Linked DNA regions of Homo sapiens: region 2 is linked to region 1. Evidence: chromatin loops called from intact Hi-C (ENCODE). Cell type or tissue: IMR-90. All regions are shown on one strand. Each heading gives the region's core, and the rest is flanking DNA. Links, peaks and the distances in the headings are about the cores only. Region 1 has its middle 8.7 kb from the start of ELP6. Region 2 overlaps SMARCC1 (SWI/SNF related BAF chromatin remodeling complex subunit C1).

Evidence for each region. Peaks named below come from ENCODE experiments on the same cell type or tissue, not always from the same donor. Only the 100,000 strongest peaks of a DNase experiment are listed, where the experiment ranks them.
Region 2: it touches region 1 in a loop (7-fold over the local background); 4 of 110 quality-filtered maps call a loop at or near these places.

What each region holds. Positions count from the first base shown.
Region 1 is chr3:47,521,002-47,523,909 of GRCh38, reverse strand. No RefSeq gene overlaps it. Among named protein-coding and RNA genes, the nearest start is that of ELP6, 8.7 kb to the right of the region's middle. RefSeq lists an enhancer at 1,285-1,474. In IMR-90, for the core only: a CTCF peak has its summit at 1,635 (motif pointing left); a DNase peak (open chromatin) is centred at 1,599.
Region 2 is chr3:47,591,386-47,594,293 of GRCh38, reverse strand. The region is part of intron 26 of SMARCC1 (SWI/SNF related BAF chromatin remodeling complex subunit C1); the gene reads left to right. Among named protein-coding and RNA genes, the nearest start is that of CSPG5, 14 kb to the right of the region's middle. In IMR-90, for the core only: no CTCF peak of the experiment used is centred there; no DNase peak of the experiment used is centred there; H3K27ac peaks cover 350 bases.

The sequences.
Region 1 (2,908 bases), core at 125-2,624:
GCCCCTCCCAGCCTCCTGCCCCACCCCTTCTGAGGCAGCCAGTGCTGTGGCTTCAGTGGCTGGTCTAAAACATGCACTGGCGGCCAGGTGCCGTGGCTCACTCCTGTAATCCCAGCACTTTGGGAGGCTGAGGCAGGCAGATAACCTGAGGTCATGTATCCCTAGCATCTAGAAGAATACCTCTGATACAGTAGGTGCCAAAAAATGTGAGGAATGAGACAAGGACCTATGGTATAGCTGGAGAAAGATGTGCTTGCAAGAGGGTCACAAAAGATGACAAAAGAGTGTATTTAGCCTTGCTTCCCCAAAGGCTGAGCTGAGTGGAGGTCCTTTATGAGGAAGGAAACCCCAGCTGGGAGTGAGGCAGAAGTAGGAGAGGCCTGGGCAGGCAAGAGTTGTCAAAGTGGAGGAGCTGGCTGGCGTCTGGGAAAAGCCAGCAGAGTGTCTCCCAGAGCTGTACACATGCCAGACAGGTGACTGGAACAACTTTCTTTTTATTTATTCATTTTGAGACAGGTTCTTGTCCTGCTGCCCAAGCTGGAGTGCAGTGGTGCAGTCATGGCTCATGGCAGCCTCAACTTCCTAGTCTCAAGTGATCCACCAATCTCAGCCTCCTGAGTATCTGGGACCACAGGTGTGCACCACCATGCTCAGCTAATTTAATTTTTTGTAGAGATAGTGTCTCACTATGTTGCCCAGGCTGGTCTCAAACTCCTTGCCTCAAGTGATCCTCCTGCCTCGACCTCCCAAAGTGCTAGAATTACAGGTGTGGGCTCTTCAGAGGCATTTACTGAGATGGAATATGAGGCCAACACCTGTGGAAGGAAGGAGGCGGAAGCAGGATGGGGCAGGAGAACTTGAACAGTGATGGGCACCCAACAAAGTCTTGGAGAAGTTAGACAGTCGGACAGAGTCTCACATGAGATGGAAATGGCCAGTTCTTTATAGCCCCTGCTTTGCTCAGTCACCAGATGAAGGCTGCCTTAGGAAGGGTGTGACCTCAGGTGAGGCTGTATGCAGCCGTGCTGGGCCCTGCAGGAACAGAGAGCTGGAGGGTGTCTGGTGACTGCTCTTCCCCTGGGTCCTGCTGAAAGGGATGTGGTGGTGCCGTCTGTGTGTACTTACAAGGGTGTGCTCAGGGAAGGCCTGAAGGAGTTCAAGGAAGCGTGCTCTGCAGACACCTGGGGGAATAGCTCATAAACAAAGGGAACAGAAGCACATGGCCCCTGAGTGTGCCCGTCTCTGAGGCCTGGAATAACAGCGCGGAGCCTGGTGGTGCCACAGTGAGTGGGGAACGGGTAAGGATTCCAAGCAGCCAGGGCTGTGAGGCCACTGTAGGACTCTGGCTTGCACTCTGATCTGCAGAGGAGCTGTGAAGGGATGAGGGCAGTGGGGACATTCCTTAAGTCAGGACAGCCTGAAGCAGGAGAGCCCATGAAGACTACCACTGGGCTCCAGAGAGATGAGCTAAGGGCAGGCTGGGGCAGGGGCAGCAGAGAGATTGCCAGATGCACGGCAGATTCCGACCTCTGAGGACTGTCTGCGGTGAGCTCTGCCCACGTGCTGGCCATTGCAACTGTTTCCAGCACTCAGGACTTATGACTAAGAGCTTTAGCCAGTGTCTGCTGCCCTCTGGTGGGTGTGCTGGAGATAACCCAAGGCTGCTTCCCGCTTTTTTCTTTTGTCAACAGTTTATGGGTTCTACAGGTTCACCTTCAACTTTGTGGTATGAAAACTCTCTAGACTGGGCGTGGTGGCTCACACCTGTAATCTCAGCACTTTGGGAGGCTGAGATGGGAGGATCGCTTGAGCCCAGGAGTTCGAGACCAGCCTGGGCAATATGGCAAAACTCCATCACTATTATTATTATTATTATTTTTTTTTTTTGAGATGAAGTCTTGCTCTGTTGCCCAGGCTGGAGTGCAGTGGCGTGATTTTGGCTCACTGCAACCTTCAATCCCCAGGTTCAAGCAATTCTCGTGTCTTAGCCTCTTGAGTAGCTGGGACTACAGGCGCACACCACCACACCTGGCTGATTTTTGTATTTTTAGTAGAGACGGGGTTTCACCATGTTGGCCAGGCTGGTTTCGAACTCCTGACCTCAAGTGATCCGCCTGCTTCAGCCTCCTCAAGTGCTGGGATTACAGGTGTGAGCCACCACACCTGGCCCTTATCTCTATTATTAAAAAACAAAACAAAAACACAACCTCTTGTCACAGATGATAGAGGTGTCAGACAACAACCTATTGATGAGGCAGCAAGTCATCAACTGAGAGACAGGGAGGCACAGGGAGCCATAGTGTCCATGCAGCAGCGCGGGGACTGGGGCTGGCAGGGCCCGTGCTGTTTTCTAGAAGTGAGGGTCACCAGCACCTGGAAGAGAAGTGGGGCTACAGGATGCATCCAGGACGGGGAGCTGCAGAGCAGGTGCCATTCCCAGGAGGCCAACAAGATGAAGATGTTGAGGGTGCCTGCAAGAGAACTCTGAGTTCAAGGATAGTTCATAGATTCCTGCTAGGGATGGAAGGAAATGGAGCTAATGGAAAGAAAATGCAGATGATGAAGGCCTGTAGATCCAAAAGAAGCTGAATATATGGCGAACTGAGGGCGTGATGGGGACTGTGGACAGAAGGAGCTATGGGAACTGCAGAGCCATCGGAAGTGTGGCTGCCCTCGTGGCTGCTGGAACCCAGGCACCTGTGCTCACCCCTGCTGCCTCTGCTGAGACCGTCGCTGCCTGCTGCAGCCCAGTCACCCACTACTGATGCTGACCCTGCCAGGGGAGTGATCATGAACAGAAAAATTCCTTCTTCCTGCCTTCCAGTCTCCTTCCAGTGTCTCCCTGACAGAGCTGCATTAGAAACCAGCTGGAAAAGCAGTCTGGAAGATTTAGTTTACAAGCTTCCAG
Region 2 (2,908 bases), core at 323-2,822, 70 kb before region 1:
GTGCAGAAAGATGGGCCACAGGGCCCAAAATTCTCTATTATGTACATTCTGGGTCATAATGTTGATGTACTTTGCTTTAAAAAGTAGTCCCTAGAAGACTGGACTACCCTAATTCCTATTTTTTTTTTTTTTTGGAGTTTCATTCTTGTTGCCCAGGCTAGGGTGTAATGGTGCAATCTTGGCTCACTGCAACCTCCACCTCCCGGGTTCAAGCAGTTCTCCTGCCTCAGCCTCTCAAGTAGCTGAGATTACAGGTGCATGCCACTAAGCCCAGCTAATTTTTGTATTTTTAGTAGAAATGGGGTTTCACCATGTTGGTCAGGCTGGTCACGAACTCCTGACCTCAGGTGATCCACCCACCTTGGCCTCGCAAAGTGCTGGGAATACAGGTGTGAGCCACTGTGCCCAGCCCCTTATTCCTAATTCTCATACCTCATTGTAGTTCTCTTCATTGACACCCCTGAAGTAAGGGGCTCCTCTCTCAGGTTCTTAGATCAAGGAACAGCCACTGGAGATAGGCAGGGTGTGGTTTGAAGCTTTGTATGTCTTTGTTTAGATAGACCTCTTTCTATAGTGACAGAGAGTCTGTATTTGAATTATCTTCAGTACTGCTTTGTGTATTGTAATTTGGTCCAATCTCCAAATTTTTCAAGATTAAGCATTCTTATTTCTAGCTGTCTCAGTACTGTCTTCTAACCTATATTCAGTTTCATAGTTGTCCTTACATAGATAGTAAAGTCCCTAGATTTAAAGAAAAACTACATTGATTCTCTTTTTCTTATTCTGTAGAGAATATAATTTGTCCTACATAAAAAAATTTCAGGCCAGGCGCGGTGGCTCACGCCTGTAATCCCAGCACTTTGGGCGGCCGAGGCGGGCAGATCACTTGAGGTCAGGAGTTCAATACCAGCCTGGGCAACATGGTGCAACGCTGTCTCTACAGAAAATGCAAAAATTATCCGGGTATGGTGGCGCACACCTGTAATCCCGGGTACTCGGGCGGCTGAGGCAGAAGAATTGCTTGAACCCAGGAGGCGGAGGTTGCAGTGAGCCAGGATCGCGACACAGCGAGATTCTGTCTCAAAAAAGAAAAAAAAAAAATTAAAGCCTTGATTGTTTCCATTAAACTATTCTTCTTAATTTATTACTCTTTAAAACCAAGACTACGGCCAGGTGCGGTGGCTCACACCTGCAAACCCAGCACTTTGGGAGCCTGAGGTGGGTGGATCACTTGAGGTCAGGAGTTCAAGATCAGCTTGGCCAACATAGTGAAACCCCGTCTCTACTAAAAATAAAAAATAAAAAAAAGAGCCAGGCATGGTGGTGCACACCTGTAGTCCCAACTACTTAGGAGGCTGAGTCAGGAGAATCCTTTGAACCCAAGAAGCAGAGGTTCCAGTGAGCTGAAATCGTGTTACTGCACTCTAGCTTGGGTGACAGAGCTAGACTCTGTCTCAAAAAAAAAAAAAAACAAGACTACCAGCCTGGGAAACGTAGTGAGACCCCATCTCTACAAAAAATTTAAAAATTAGCCAGGCATGGTGGTGCTCACCTGTAGTTCCAGCTACTTGAGAGGCTGAGGCAGGGGGATCGCTTGAGTTTATGTGGTTGAGGTTGCAGTGAACTGAGCTGTGATTGCACCACTGCACTCCAAACTGAGTAGAAAATGAGACTCTGTCTCAACAAAACAAAACAAGCCCAGCAGCCAAATCGCTTGGTTTAAGAACTAGTGAATGTTTACCATCATATCCAAAGCAGGGATCGCCTACAGCCTAGGTTGAAATCTGGCTCATCAATTGTTTTTCATACAGGTTGTAAGCTAAGAGTGGTTTTTATAGTTTAAATGGTTGGAGGAGGATATCAAAAGAAGAATAATGTTTTATGTCTCATGAAAAATTTGTGAAATTAACCTTTTAGGGTTCATAAATAAAGATGTATTTATTAGAACACAGCCACGTCCATTTGTTGTGTATCATCTGTGACTGCCTTCATGCTTACTTTGCAGAGTTGAATAGTTGTGACACAGACCATATGGCTGGCAAAGACTAAAATATTTACTATCTGGCTCTTTATAGAAAAAGTTGGCTAAACATTCTAAAGGGTCAGAAGGCTCATTGTGAAACTGAATACAGGAGGTATTTTAGTGTTCTTCAGTGTTCAATACTGCTTTCTGTATTTTAATTGCCAGTTAGCTATCAAATGGTCCCATCTCCACATTTTTCAAGATCAAGCTTTCTTATTTCTAGCTGTCTTGGTACTGTGTTCTAACCTATATTCAGTTTCATACAGTTGTCCTTACATAGATAGTAAAGCCCCTGGATTTAAAGAAAAAAACTACATTGATTCTCATATGATTCTCATCTCTCAAATGATTCTGTTAGTGTTCATGTCCCTCAGTATTGAACAACAGTATTGAATACTGTAGGGTTTTCTGTCACTAATTAGAAAACAATAGGAAGAGTGGCTCACGCCTGTAATCCCAGCACTTTGGGAGGCTGAGGCAGTCTTACTGCCTGAGCTCAGGAGTTCAAGACCAGCCTGGGCAACATGGCAAAACCCCATCTCTACTAAAAATACAAAAAAAATAGCTGGGCGTGGTGGTGGGCACCTGTAATCCCAGCTACTTGGGAGGCTGAGGCACGAAAATTGCTTGAACCCAGGAGGCAGAGGTTGCAATGAGCTAAGGTCATGCCACTGCACTCCAGCCTAGGCAACACAGTGAGACTGTCAAAAAAAAAAGAAAGAAACAAACAAAAGGAAAGGAAGGGAAAAGGAAAGGGAGAAAACAGTAGGAAGAGATGGAGCTGTCTTTGTTTTCCCTTATGAGTCTATCAGGCCAGTGCTTCATAGTGGGCTCTTAGGAATGATTTTTTTTTTTTTTTTAAATGAACCATACATGAGGCTTTTA